2 separate regions of the Homo sapiens genome follow, and region 1 is linked to region 2. A link is a loop called in an ENCODE intact Hi-C map of the cell type or tissue named here. Cell type or tissue: PC-9. All regions are shown on one strand.

Region 1 (8,000 bases), 530 kb after region 2:
AAAAGATACTGCCTCCTGTGTCATTGTTCTAAATGTATTGTGCTTATTTAGACCTTACACCGCATTATCTAGGTTTATGTTATTTTACAGAAGAGACTGAGACTCAGTGAGGTTAACTGCTCAGTCACAGAGCTAGTAAATGGTGAGCCAAAATTAAAAACCAAGCTTGTCTCTGACCTTAACCATTATGCTATACTGTCTCTACATATGTATTATAAATCTCAAATCATATTTATTATTTTGCGCAGAAAACCATCATTGGCAAGGGCCCTTGCCTTCATGTTCCTAACAAGCCTCACACCTAGCAATGTCTAGGCAAAGTAAGTCCTTGAATAGCCAGTGCCATCTTCTATCAACCCACTCCAGCACCAGAGACTGTGGCACTCATAGATGATTTATCTTTGCTGTTTGTAATTTTTGTCCAGTATAAAAGATAACCCATGGATTGTAGTTTAATTGCCCCGTAGGACATAAACCAGTTTTGTATCTGTGGAGAGGCCCTCACCACCACCCCCAAATTTGAAGATTTGCTAGGAAGACTCATAAGACTCCACATACAGTTCTGCTCACGGCCATGATTTATTACAGTGAAAGGATACAAAACAAAATCAGCAAAGGAAAAAAGACACATGGGGTGAAGTCAGGGGAAACTAAGTGCAAGCTTCCAAGAATCCTCCGCCAGTGGAATCACAGAGGATGAGCTTAATTCTCCCAGCAACCAGTTGTAACAGCACTTGTGAAACACTGTCAACCAGAAAAGCTTGTTAGAGACTGAGTGCCTGGGGTTTTTACTGGGAGCTGGTCACAAAGGTAGTCTCTGCCTGGCACATACCAAAATTCCAGACTCCCAGAAGGAAAGCAGGTGTTCAGGAGAAACTATATTGTTTTACAGTTTAGATATAGTAAGCTACTTTGATCAGTTCTGGGAATGGTGGAAGCCCCCTGAACTCCAAGTTCCCAGATGCCAATCAAGGGCCAACCTTGTAAAGCAGGTCTCTAAGGTTAAGTAGTCAGGTCGGCTTCATTAACACTTTTTTCTGCACAGCAATTTTATCTCAACATTTTTTCTTCAATGCCCATAAATACTCAGTTTCTTGAATTGTACTTTGAACCAGGTTTACTATCTGCTGGTTTCCTCATTAATGAGTCGAATAAGTCTTCGACACATGCTCATCTTATACACATGTATATATATGAGTCATGTTGTCAACTTAAAAGGTTTGACAGATAATAACCTAATCAAGCTAAATAAAGTCCAGCCAAAATTAATTAATAAAAAACATTAACTAAATAATATCAAGGCTCAATCTACACCTCACTTTAGTTATTTAGGAAAGAAAAAAAATAACCTTTATACTAGCATTTCACACTTTCTTACTGACTTTAGAACGTCTTCTGATTTAGGTGGCAATCACTTGCCTAGTTGTACTTAGGGCAATATTAATAAAATAATGAATGTTTCTGCAAGAAATAATATATAAAGATTAATTTCCTCTTTAATTTTACCAATCAGAATATTAAAAATACTACATCATTGTTTTAGATGAAATTCCCCATTTAAATATATTATACATAAGCCAAATTTTAGAAATAGCTCCTTGTATCACTGTACAATTTTGGGCCTTTAAAAAAAAAGCTCAATTTTAAGTTTGAATATAATGTGCAGTTTATATAACATATATATTATATTATATATACTTTATACATTATATAAAGTATTATCCTTATTGTGAACTTTATTATGCTTCTGAAATTTCTCCATCATTTCAAATTTACTTCAATAAAAATTTCCCTATATTTTGTGAATTGCATTTTCAAATCAGAAGTAATGTTACAAATTTCTGTCTATAATAAAAAACAAAATATTCACGCTTTATTAATAATCCTAATTAGAAAAGGATGCAATTAAGAGCTGGCATAGCTAACATAAGCATAAGAAAGGTAAACTTTTCTTGAATTAAAAAAAGGAAATACTTTAATGAAAAAAAATCAAGGACAGAAGGAAGGAGAAAATTTTCTAAACAGCAGCTGGTCCTTCTTCACAATTTGCATTACTTATGCAAATACATCATTAAATAATACTCATCTTATATTTACAAAATAGAGGAAAGGGAAAAACCTAAAGTATCAGGATCTTTCATTTCTTATCCCTCTTCCAATCTTCTGGATACATTAGTTTACATACCAACTAAACATGTGATACTAGTTAACTATAGTTGAGAGCTTATCAATTAAGTCATCAATAGTGTAAACAAGAAGTTGAATGTCTGCTTTTTCCCTCATTCGGTGATCACTGTGTTTTCGGAGGATGACATCCACATCTGTGCTGAGTACTCGATCGGCAACCTGCATTGATGTATGCCAAGGTACAATGTCATCCTTCATGCCATGGAGCAATCTTATGGGGCAGTTCACAGGAATTGGGCTATGTAACAAGCAGTGATGTTCAGCTTCTTTAATGAAACTGTACTGAACGTTATAAACTCCTTCTTCAGAGTATTTTGATGGCATGCTCCACACACCTTTCATCTCTACTTCCTTTTTTAGCTATTGGAAAAAGAAAGAAAAATAAAAGTATTTGTGACTTTAGGCAACATTAACACATGCAATAGTTTTAAGTAATCTAATGAAAGCAGTTCTTGAATAAGAGGATAGAGATAACAAAAGTATAACAATAATAATTATCAATAATTACTACATGCAAGGTACTGTGATGGGTATTTTATACATATTATTCCATAAGATTCTGATAATAATTCTGTTATTATTCTATTTTTATAAAAGAGGATATTATGGTTTAGATAAATGAAATACTGTGTGCAACAGTTCAGGGCTAGGCTACTAACTGTTATGGCTAAGACTCAAACTTAAATTTAAATTTATTTAATTTTATCATACACTATCTCAAATCAGATGTTGCTTCACCCCAACTGAAAAGAAAAATGAAGAGGGAGAAAAGCACTACAATTTCTTGGAATCAGTCCAGGTATCATTCATATTTAAATAAAATCAAATCTTAGAATAAACATTGTTTAGATTTCAAAATTGTAAACCTAAAAGTGCTTATAAGTAGCTAAAATGGATATGGCATAGGGAAAGAAGAGAAAGAATCAAACACAGAACTAAGAATAAAAAAATAAGAGTAATTACATTGTAACAATCATACACATACTCATGCAATTTTAGGCTGAATGTAAAGAAATATAGTTTTTCCTTCCAGAGTCCTATAAAAGAGAAAAAATTTGATTTTTGTTCTGGATGACAAAGAAGTCTTCCACATACTTCCTGAAAGCCAAACAATAATATCTGTATATTTATTCCCTTAAAATGAAATATACATGTCCTTTGACTTTTTGAGAACTCTTATTTTTTATATAATTTATCTTAATTTTTCTAAAAAAATTAGAATTTTGTATAATGAGTAACATGCAGTCATTATAGAAAACATAAAAATAATTAAAGAAATAAATCACCCATAATCCTATCTTATGGAGAGAAAAACCATTAATATATGGCTTATTTCCTTCCAATATTTGTCTATATGTGTTTTGGTTTTTGTGTAATATGTAAAATACATACATATTACACATTCATATACAGTTTTCTATGCTGTTTATTTAGTACATATATTTCTGGGTTTAAAAAATTCTATGAAAAGGTTTTAAATGCTGCACAGCAGTCCACCATAATTGACTTAATTAGTTTGACCATCTCATACTGTGGTATTGTCATGAACACTTTTGAGCATAAAAGTTTATTTATATATAATAGATTATTGGAAAGATGATCACAGCTTAAAACTAAAACAAAAATCAAGCTATGAATAGTTTCAAGACTGTTACAATCATATAATATTAAGGGCATTTCTAGAAAAATGGAATGGACATCTTATCAAAAATTTTAAAAAATAAGGAAAGAAAAGCTACACATATTTGAAAAATTTAAAGTTTCAACAAATATACTATGATTTTCCCATGTTTAAAATTGTTAATTTATTGCAAATGTAAAAAGGAAAACAAGAACTTAAAAAATATGTATGACATAATATAATCTATATGTACTTAGGCTTTAATGTATTTTTAATTCCAAAAAGACTTAATAATTCAGTAAAAAAAAAACTGTACTTCTAAATATGTCTCCAAATGATTTAAAATTAATGAAATTCTACAAAACTATAAAATGTATATAAATCTATATCAATATCATGGCATTCTCTGTATTAAAACAACATATGAACCAAATATTTAAAGTAAAGATGACATTTAGCTATCCTCAAGCTACTCAGGATTGTTTCTGAATTTGTAAATACTTCAGCAGATAGAACTTAGTCCCACTGGTTATTAGCTGAAGTGGAGGCTTTGCTAATTAAGGCGACACTGAATTAATAATAGTTTCATTTTAAGCATCCCTGGCCCCCAACTAGCTCTGCTACCTGCCACTGAATTGAATGAAAATGGTCCATCTGAAGAACAAAGTTAACTTTATAAAATGTTGTATGTCTCAAGTCCTCAAGAACAAAAAGTTCAGAAACAGCAAAGACATTACCCAAAGAAAATGTACAATATATTAAGTTCTACATCAACAAAACTTATCAAGGCAATGTGGTTCAGAAGCTTACATTCCCAACAGCTGTGCATCATGTCTGAGGCCCTCTAGTGTCCAAAGAAGGTGATAATGATTAGAGTCAGTTAAAGAGGATGGTCAAGTTCTTAGAGAAGAAATGAGAAATGCTGGGCTTACTATTCCCAGGGTTATAAAAGATAGTAAAAATCTCCACATCTGCTCCGTTGACATTGTTAGGGCTAGCTGTTTATGTGGAGAAGAGATAGCGGTCTTAGTGTTGGTGCTCTTTCCTTATACATGCTTTTAAGTTAACCAAGGGCTCAACATGCTTCTGTTAACAACTGCTTATCTGAGTAAGTATTAGCAAAAAATGCCTTGATTTGCAGATTATAAATCTTCTCAATTAGAAAGTATCTACCCTATGCTCACTCTGACTGATGTGAACACACACACACGCAGAGAAATGTACATGGCCAGGCACAGTGGCTTGTGTCTCTAATCTCAGCACTTTGGGGGTCCAAGGCAGGAGAATCTCTTGAGCCTAGGAGTTCAAGACCGGCCTGGGCAACATGGCGAGACCCCATCGCTACAAAAAATACAAAAATCAGCCAGGCATAGTGGTGTGCACTTGTGGTCCCAGCTACTCAGGAGGCTGAGGTGGGAGGATCTCTTGAGTCTGAGGGGTCAAGGCTGCAGTAAGCAATGACTGCACCACTGCACTCCAGCCTGGGCAACAGAGATACCCTAAAAACCCCCCCAAATAAAAACAAAACCAAAACAAATGTACACAGGTTTTGTCATTTACCAATAATTACAAAATACAATAAACCCCCAACCCCCAAAAATCAACTCCTTTTCAATCTGCTATGTCTTTGAGATAATTTCCTACCCAAGAAGCGCTGTATTATTGAGTTAAGAGGATGGAGCAAGGAGTCCACATTTAGATCCACAAAATGTCAAAGGTGGGAAAAACATGAAGACATTGAGCAACTATGTATGAGAAACCACCAAGAAAGTGAACAAAATTCAGAAACAGGAGATAAGTTCAAGGAAGACCAGCTTTGTAATTTCAGCTCTGATAGGAAATAATATGAGAAACCTGAATACACACACAATGCTATTTCTTAAGGAGCTTAAAACAACGTGAACTAAGAATGAACTTAGTTAATATATGGCACAGGTATTAATGCAGAACTTGAGGCAAATCAATGACATTCTACTATTCAACACTGCATACGTTTTTTCTTCTTTTTTTTTAAATTTCTGAACCTCCTTCTCCTCTTCCCCCATTCTCTAAAGCATTGTTCTCAAACTTTACAAGAGGTTTGTTAAAACACAGACTGCTGGGCCATACCCCCAGTTTCTGATTCAGGGTAAAACCCAAGAATTTGGGTTTCTAACAAGTTCTCAGGTGCTGCTGCTGCTGCTAGCCTAGGGACCATATTTTTTAACTACTGCTCTGTTTTCTTTAATTTCTGTGTCTCTGTCACTCTGACTGACAATATCTGTCTGGAGAGTTCTGTTGGGAGGAACTGAGGCTGCTTTTAGGCTAAAACAAAGACAGTCAGCTCTCCATATTCATGGTTTCTGCATCCATGGATTCAACTAACTTTGTATCAAAAATATCTGGAAAAAAAAGGTTACCTCTGTATTGAACGTGTACAGTCTTTTTTTCTTGTCCGTATTCCCTAAACGATACAGTATAGCAACAATTTACATAGCGCTTACATTGTACTAGGTATTTTAAGTAATCTGGCAATGATTTAGATTATACAAGATTATGTGCAAATACTACACCATTTTTTTTCTCAGAGACTTGACCATCTGTGGATTTTGGTATCCATGGGAGGTCTTGGAAGCAATCCCCTTCAGATACCAAGGGATGACTGCAGTTTCAGTTCATTAGCCCACTCTAACATAGTCATAAGAACAGGCACTACTCCCCATATGCCACAAAGTAAGAGGACCAAAAGGAGATCACGATGTATGATTCAAATAAGTAAATGTAATAATAAAGAAAATGTGGCTAAAAAAAAAGAAACTTCAAAGTGTGATATTGTTAATGTGTCTCAAATATTTGGCAGAATGATTTGAAGAGACTATGAAGAAACGAAATCTTAAACAAGATGACAAATAGTTAAAGATAGAAAAGAGGTTGTGTACAGAAAGGCAGCTAAGACAAAAGTTGGGCCAGCACAGTAAGTCAAAGGAATTATTGTTTTCTGTCCCCCCTTCCCTCAAAGAAAGAGGGAGCAGAAGAAGTATAAGCGGTAAATATATTGAGGTGGCAAAAGTGACTTTTGACTTACCTCAACAGGAAGCTGATTAAACTTTGTCACTAAGGTATCTGCAGCTGTAGCTACACCAATAAGAGCCACGACCTTCTCTGGTCGTGCAATTGCAGCATGAAGCATAAGCCACCCTCCAAGGCTAGATCCAACAAGAATCTAAAAATAAAATAAAATAAAACATTAGGTCTTTAAGATAGAACAGGTTATAAACATAAAACAAAATATGTACAATAAAAAATTAGAAAGTAAAAATAGAATCATTTTAAATCAAATATCAAAATGGATTAAACATTTAAATTAAATAAAAACATTTTCATATCTAAAGAAACAGCTTAGGCCGGGTGTGGTGGCTCACGCCTGTAATCCCAGCACTTTGGGAGGCCCAGGCGGGCGGATCACGAGGTCAGGAGATCGAGACCATCCTGGCCAACACGGTGAAACCCCATCTCTACTAAAAATACGAACAATTAGCCGGGCGTGGTGGCGGGTGCCTGTAGTCCCAGCTACCTGGGAGGCTGAGGCAGGAGGATGCCGTGAACCCGGGAGGCAGAGCTTGCAGTGAGCCAAGATTGCGCCACTGCACTCCAGGCTGGGTGACAGCACGAGACTCCATCTCAAAAAACAAAACAAAACAAAACAAACAGCTTAAATACGAGGTTACAGTAATTATCATCATACTTAACAAAACAGTCACCTGTGGCCCATCAGCTAAGTCATCAATTATAGAAAGAACATCTTTTCTCCATTTCCCCAGTGTGCTTTCCTCTGAGTTACCATCTGAACTTCCAACTCCTGAGTAATCAAACCTGGAAAAAGGGGAAAAAAATCTATATCTAAATATCTATATATCTGCTTCTTTAATTTTTAAGAAAGATAGCACCTTCCTCATTACTATAATGCTTATAGTGAAACATCACAATCAATATGTATTTTAGCAAATTCTATTGGCTTATTAACTTTCAAATACCTCCTGTGTCCAATCACTTTCTCACCTCCTCCACTGCTACCAGCCTGTTGCTAGTCACACTGTCTCTCAACCTAACTGAATGCAATAGTCTCCTAAAAAGTCTCCTGTTTGCATTTTCACACTCATTGTCTTTCCCTATATAGTAGAGTGATCCTTTTAAAACAAAACCATGTCTTGCA
Region 2 (8,000 bases):
GCTTTTTTCATTATGTCTTTGACTGGAATGGGTGAGTATTCTGGGATCTTTTGTGTAGCATAAACCTCATGACTGAATCCTCTATACCTGGGCGGCCTCCTTTAGTTTCTGAGCAATAACCCTGTCATCCATGTGGAATCACAACCATCTTTTTATATACAGGAAGTCCTCACTTCATTTTGGAATTCCCTGAAAATTGACTTTATAGAAACAATGTACAGCCGGTCCTCCAACACCATTGTTTTGTTCAAAGTTGTTTAGTTGTAATGTTGATGAGGAATAAGTGGTTTCACTATCCATAATTTTGCTTAAAGGTGAAGTTTCCAAGAGACTTTCAAAGATGTTAAGTGAGCACATACTGTACATCAAATTCATATCCTCTTCCAGAGTTCATGTGGAACTTCTTTATAAACTGCTTGTAGAGAATCTATTTAGGCAGATTATGTGTAGAGATCCATGTCACGGGTCCTCAATCTTGGCTTTGAATCAAATCACCCGGGGCACTTACAAATGATGAGGCCTGGGTCTCATGACCTGAGATTCTGATTTACTTGCACCTGTGTGGGTATGCGGATTTTTTTTTTTTTTTTTTTTTTTTTTTTTAAAGCACCAGAGGTGGTTCCAGTGATGAAGTTTTTAGAGGCATCAAACCAATGAGTAAGAACAGAAGTTAATTGTAATATGATTTCTTCAAATATTATCTTCAAATGCATTGTTCTTCAACACCATACAAATTTTTATTATGCTGTTTTTTCTTACCATTTGGCATTTTCTTTTTTTCTTTTTTCTTTTTTCTTTTTTTTTTTTTTTGAGACAGAGTTTCACTGTTGTTGCCCAGGCTGGAGTGCAATGGCATGATATCGGCTTACTGCAACCTCTGCCTCCCGTATTCAAGCGATTCTCCTCTCTTAGCCTTTCAAGTAGCTGGGATTACAGGCATGCACTATCACACCCAGCTACTTTGTTTTTTTTTTTTTTTTTTTTTTTTAGTACAGACTGTTTCTCCATGTTGGTCAGACTGGTCTTGAACTCCCGACCTCAGGTGATCCGCCCGCTTCGGCCTCCCAAAGTGCTGGGATTACAGGTGTGAGCAACAGCGCCCAGCCACCACTTAGCATTTTCATTTTACATTTGTTGAAGTTATAGATTTATACACCCATTGATTGCTGTTTTATTATACACTTGCATATCCATAAAATGGGAAATAGAAAAGAATAAAATGGGCACAGTATCCCTAAAGTTTCACATTCTGAGACATTTTAAAAATATTTGCTTTTTAGAAATTTGTGTCAATTAAACTGGTATACACATACAATGAAGTATTATTCAGCCTAAAAAGGACTAAAATCCTCTCCACTGCAGAAAAAATGGATGAGATTTCAGGTCTGTATATTAAGTGAAATAAGCCAGGAACAGAATGACAAATATTACATGTCCTCACTTACATGTAGGAACAAAAAAGAAAATCTTGGCCAGGTGTGGTGGCTCAGGCCTGTAATCCCAGCACTTTGGGAGGCCGAGTTGCACGGATCACTTGAGGCCAGGAGTTCGAGACCAGCCTGACCAACATGGTGAAACCCCGTCTCTACTAAAAACACAAAAAATTAGCCATGCGTGGTGACGCGTGCCTGTAGTCTCAGCTACTCGGGAGGCTGAGGCCCAAGAATCCCTTGAACTCTGGAGGCAGAGGTTGCAGTGAGCCCGGATTGTGCCTGTATACTCCAACCTGGGCAACAGAAAGAGACTCCATCACACACATACACACAAAAGGAATCTCAGGAAGGTGGAGAGTATAAAGGTGGTTAGCAGACGCTAGGAAGAAAAGGGGTGGGATAGGGAATGAAGAGAAGTGGATAATTGGGTCCCAAAATACAGAAAGATGGAATAAGTGAGTTGTAGTGTTTGCTAGTACAGCACGAAAATTTTAGTTCACAAGAATTTCTTGCATACTTCCAGATGCTTTGGTAAGAAGCTTCCTAACTTTCTCATTATGCTGGTTTTTAAGTTATTCTCTTTCTGCTCCTGAAATCATGCTGGTTTTTTGTTTTTGTTTTTTTGAGACAGAGTTTCACTCTTGTTGCCCAGGCTGGAGTGTAATGGTGCGATCTTGGCTCACTGCAACCTCTGCGTCCTGGGTTCAAGCGATTCTCCTGCCTCCACCTCCTGAGTAGCTGGGATTACAGGCATGCGCTAGCACGCCCAGTTAATGTTGTATTTTTAGTAGAGACGGGGGTTTCTCCCTGTCGGTCAGGCTGGTCTTGAACCCTTGACCTCAGGTGATCCACGCACCTCAGCCTCACAAAGTGCTGGGATTACAGGCGTGAGCAACCGTGCCCGGCCCATGCTGTATCCTTATCTGTTGTCTGTTGTTGTTTGTTTGTTTTTGAGCCCAGGAATAACTTCTCACCTATATGTTCAAATGATTTTTAACATGAGTGCTAAGAAAGTCCAGCAATCTCACTACTGGGTATTTATCCGGAGGAAAGAAAATCTATGTATCAGAGAGATTCCTGCACCTTCATGTTTATTGTAGCACTGTTAAAAATAGTCAAGATATGAAATGTCCATCAAAAGATGAATGGATAAGGTGGTGTATATACACAAAATGGAATTCTACTTGGCCATAAAAAAGAATGAAATCTTCTAATTTGTGGCAACATGGATGAACCTGGAGGGCATGTTAACTGAAATAAGATGGCTCAGAAGGATAAACACCACATGTTCTCACTCATATGTAGGAGCCAAAAAAACAAAAAAGAGCTCATAGAGAGTATAATTGTGGTTTTTAGAGTCTGGGAAGGGTAGTGGGGAAGGAAGAGTAGTGGGGAAGGAAGAGTAGTGGGGAGGAGAGGATACGGAGAAGTTCGTTAACAGATACGAAATTATAGCTAAAGAGGAGGAATAAGTTCTAGTGTTCTGTAGCACTGTAAGGGAAATATTGTGTATTTTTTAAAAAGCTAGAAGAGAGGATTTTTATTTTGAATGTTCACATCATAAATGTTTGAGATAATGAATATGCTTAATTACCCTGACTTGATCATTACACATTGTATACATATATTGAAATACTACTATATATCCCATAAATATGTAGTTATCACATGGCAAAGAAAGAAAAACAATGAAATATTAATAGGCAATTTACAGAAACCCAAAAGTCCAACGAGTGTGTAAAGATACTCAAACTTATCAGAGAGATATGTATTAAAACAATAAGATGCCTCTTTATCTAGTGAAAAATTAGGCTGGATAGTTATTAGCATTCAAAGAAATGTGAAGGTAGAGGAACTCTTGTGCACTGCTGATAGGGTATAGACCAGCACAGCCATTTTAGGGAGTAACCTGGCAGTATCGAATCCAATTGAGTATACCTCACTCCTGAGTTTATACCACAAAAGAATACATGCAGAGGACCTTAAAGGATTGTATAGGAGGATGCTCACTGCTGTGTTGGTTGTGGTGGCGGGAGTTGGAAGTAATCTGGTCTCTTACTACTGATAGACTTACAAAGGATTATGCAGCAATTAGAAAGAGATACACGTGAAACAACATGAATAGATCTTAAATATAGATCTGAATTTTTAAAAGTTATTTGTAGTTAGCTCTACCATTTTTATTTGGTTACCTATATGGCAACATAAATATAATATCTAAACCCAAACTCCTGGTTTTATATCTGCTGCCAAAAAAGTAACTGCCACAACTGAACTAACAATTAAAACCCTTGCTCCTCTAATAATCTTTCTCATCTCAGTTAATGCCACTACTCTCCTCAAAATTTGTCCTGAGCCAAAAATTTTAGGAGCCATCTTTTGTTCCTCTTTCTCTCTACACTCACTCCACTAACACATATCCCAGCTCTCAGGAACAAGCTCTGTCCTCTCTACCTCCAAAATACATCCTGGTGCATAGGATTTTCTGCCCTGAAGTAGCACCTCATGTGATTCCAATGCAGGAGTTTCCTGAATCACACTTTGAGAAACTCTGAAAACATGCTCTCCTGCTCTGTTGAGGAGTAAGCTTTTCCTTTTTGGTAATTTTAGGAAGATAATAATTTTTGGCTTTTTAGAATAAAGATCGTTGTGATTCCATTGTTAATAATCAGTGAATCAAAAGATCCCAACTAGTAATATCATTCCAGTTTTATCACCAACACAGCTGACAGATTGAAAGTTTAATGAACAGCAAGTAATTAAGGCCTAGGCTTTAGAACCAATATTTAATTCCCGGGTCTCTTACTTTTAGTTGTGTAACCTTGGTTTGTTTATTTACCTCTGAACCCCCAGGTTCCACATCTACAAAATGAGAGAGCATTATCTAGCCATAGAGTTGTTAGGAGGATTTGGATGTAAAGCATGTGGCACAGTGCTTGACCTCAACATGGCTGCTGCTAAAATGACAATAATGATAATAATCACTATTGCTGTGACTACTACCACTACTAGAACTTCTAGTTTTGAGGCCACAGATACTAAGAACATCCAGCAGAGGGCAATGGAACAGCACAAGATTTAAGTTAGTATATGAGCCTACTGGAGATGTGTCACATTTACCAAGCATTATTTCTACTTTTATATTTCTTATTTTAATGGAAAGAAGAGATGGATGTTATTGATGGACCTCTTTTATATTTGAGATTCTCACTTCCCCAATTATTGAAGAATGATGGTACATCTATATCTATACAATCCTCGCTTAGAACTTGCAATCTCAATCTCCTAATGTATTAGTCTGTTTTCACGCTGCTGATAAAGACATACCCGAGACTGGGTAATTTATAAAGAAAAAGAGGTTTAATGGACTCACAGTTCCACATGGGTGGGGAGGCCTCACAATCATCACAGAAGGAGAAAAGGTATGTCTTACATGGCAGCAAGCAAGGAAGAAATGAGAGCCAAGCAAAAGGGGAAACTCCCTATAAAAATCATCAGAACTTGTGAGACTTAGTCACTATCACAAGAACAGTATGGGGCAAACTGTCCCCACGATTCAATTACCTCCTACCTGGTCCCTCCCACACATGTGGGAATTATGGGAGCTACTATTCAAGATGAGATTTGGGTGGGGACACAAACCATATCACCTAACATCTTTCAAATTTTTTAAATTTAAAAAAAATTTTTATAGAGACAGGGTCTTCTATGTTGCCCAGGCTGATCTAGAACTCCTGGGCTCAAGTGATCCTCTCACCTCAGCCTCCCAAAGTGTTGGGATTACAGGTATGGGCCACTGCACCTGGCCCTCCTAACAGCTTTGTCCCTTACCCCAATGTCCCCCTTTCTAAATAATGAGAGGAGTGGAATAAATATTTGGTTTTTAAGTCCTGTACCCAAGAGCCATTGGTGCTGTTGAGCTGCATCAGGGCTGTCAGGGATAAGTAGGAAGGCTCCACTTCTCTCCCCACCACTGTCTACCAAAGTAACTCAGCATTTATCTGTTTGATACATTGGATTTTCTCATAAGATTTTATTTTGGAAAAAAAAAAAGTTAAAAAATAGATGCTCACAAATGCCCCTTCTGCCTCTATCCAAAGAATCTAGTTTGCTGGGGCCTTTGTTGTTGTTTTAACAAATAATAGTATTTCTTATCTAGCATTTTTTAACATTTGGCCAGTTCATCAGTTGCAAAATCAGTTATTGTGTCTTTCTTAATATGAAATGATGGAATACAATCAAACAAGTAAAAATATCAACATACATTAGCAAGAAAAAATTTTGTTCTTTGTTCCAGCTATGTCTGTCTATGCATACTGGGTAGAGTGGTAAAATTAATTTCATATTGTAGATTGTGAAAAATTTGAAATTTTGAAAGCCACTGCTATATATATATTGAAAATTTGAAAGCCACTGCTATATATATTGATACAGTTTTTGCTTTTATCACTGTATTAATCTGCTAAGGCTGCAATAACAAACTACCACAGATTGAACAGAATGGCTTAAACAACAGAAATTTATTTTCTCACATTTCTTGGGGCTAGAGTATAAGAAGATGTTAGCATGGTTGTTTCCTCTGAGGCCTCTCTCTTTGGCTTGTAGGTGGTTGTCTTCATGTTCACATGGTGTTCTTCCTGTATGCATATTGTTAAAGAAAAAAATTATTTTATAATGCTTGTTGATGGGCATTTGGGTTGATTCCATGTCTTTGCTGTTTGTGAATAGTGCTGCAATGAACATATATGTGCATGTATCTTTATAATTGAATGATTTATATTCCTTTGGGTATATACCCAGTAATGGAATTGCTGGGTCAAATGGTATTTCTGGTTCTATGTCCTTGAGAAATCACCACACTGTCTTCCATAATGGTTGTTCTAATTTACATTCCTACCAACAGTGTAAAACTGTTCTTATTTCTCCACAGCCTCACCAGCATCTGTTGTTTTTTGACTTTTTAGTAATCACCATTCTGACTGGTGTGAGATGGTATCTCATTGCGGTTTTGATTTGCATTTCTCTAATGATCAGGGATGTTGAGCTTTTTTTCATATGTTTGTTGGCTGTACTTCTTTTGAGAAGTATCTGTTCATGTCCTTTGCCCACTTTTTAATGGGGTTTTTTTTTTCTTGTAAATTTGTTTAAGTTCTTTGTATACTCTGGATATTAGACCTTTGTCAGATGGATAGATTGAAAATGTGGTACATATACATCATGGGATACTATGCAGCCATAAAAAGGAACAAGATCATGTCCTTTGCAGGAACATGGTTGGATCTGGAAGCCATTATCCTCAGCAAACTAACACAGGAACAGAAAACCAAAGGCCACATGTTCTCACTTATAAGTGGGAGGTGAACAGTGAGAACACATGGACACAGGGAGGGGAACAACACACCCTGGGGCCTGTCGGTGGGGGTTGGGGGAGGGAGAGCATCAAGAAAAGTAGTTAGTGTATACTGAGCTTAATACCTAGGTGATGGGTTAATAGGTGCAGCAAACCACCATGGCACATGTTTACCTGTGTTTACTTATGTAACAAACCTGCACATCCTGCAGGTTATGTACCCTGGAATGTAAAATAAAATAAAAAACTAAAGTTCAGATCTTGAAATTGTAAAACAGAGAACATAAAGCAAACACACTTAATATGTTACAAAGAAAATGAGAAATGCAAAAATAATAATAATAATAATACTTATTAAAGCACAGTGAAGAAGACTTTATTCAGGACCATTGCAATAGGTATAGGTAACACCACAATGAGATTTTGCAGCCTGGGAGAAAGATTGGACTTAATTCCAAACACAGCATGGGCAAGTGGGAATTTATAGCCAAGGAGCAGGGTGGGGGTCAATGGATGGAAAATTACTAAAAGGAAACATCAGGGGTGAGGAAGATTTCAGCTAAACCAACTTCACAGGATTCTTGCTAAAAACAGAACAAGGTGATTTATTACCTGTGGGATAGTGGAGGATGAGGAACTTGATCAGATGTCACGGTTGATCAGCTACTGGGGGAGAGGGGTTCTTACTAAATGAGTTTTTGGATAAAGCAGATTTTACAAGGAGGTGCACAGATGGGCCTAGGAGAAGGTTAGGGAGCCTGACTGAAGTTTGGTCAAGTTAGAATCTGTGTCAATATCTGTACAAAATTCCTCTTCTTACAAGGACATAAATCATATTCGATAAGGGCCTACATTACTGACTTCATTTTAACTTAGTTACCTCTTTAAAGACCCTATTTATAAACATAGTCACATTATTAGGTATTGGGTATTAGAAGTTCAGCATGAAATTTGGTGTAACACACTTCAGTCTATAATGATCACATAAAAAATCTTGGAGATCAATCCATACAAACACATAAAGGCTGCTTCATTTTATTTCATTATTGGACTATATTTCCTTCTCCTTCTGTCTTACTCCCCCCTACACAACCTCAAATAATAATTAGTGCTTTTGTAAAGGATTATGAGTTCATTGTAAAAATTGCAAACAAGTACAAAGAAGAAAATAAAAAATCAGGTTCATTATTATCTCTTGGAGCTAATATTTTTGACAT

Evidence for each region. A loop is a pair of places that touch in the nucleus more often than their neighbours do. Peaks named below come from ENCODE experiments on the same cell type or tissue, not always from the same donor. Only the 100,000 strongest peaks of a DNase experiment are listed, where the experiment ranks them.
Region 1: it touches region 2 in a loop (6-fold over the local background); 2 of 110 quality-filtered maps call a loop at or near these places.

The regions. Positions count from the first base shown.
Region 1 is chr3:111,985,924-111,993,923 of GRCh38, reverse strand. It overlaps ABHD10 (abhydrolase domain containing 10, depalmitoylase), which reads right to left. Exons shown (of 5, transcript NM_018394.4): 3 at 7,549-7,660; 4 at 6,873-7,010; 5 at 556-2,547. The coding sequence ends at 2,203. Among named protein-coding and RNA genes, the nearest start is that of TAGLN3, 9.0 kb to the left of the region's middle. RefSeq lists enhancers at 6,917-7,416, 7,417-7,918. In PC-9, CTCF peaks have their summits at 4,421 and 4,622 (motif pointing left); a DNase peak (open chromatin) is centred at 4,633.
Region 2 is chr3:112,516,078-112,524,077 of GRCh38, reverse strand. No RefSeq gene overlaps it. Among named protein-coding and RNA genes, the nearest start is that of BTLA, 21 kb to the right of the region's middle. RefSeq lists an enhancer at 1,650-2,150. In PC-9, CTCF peaks have their summits at 4,276 and 4,486 (motif pointing right); a DNase peak (open chromatin) is centred at 4,487.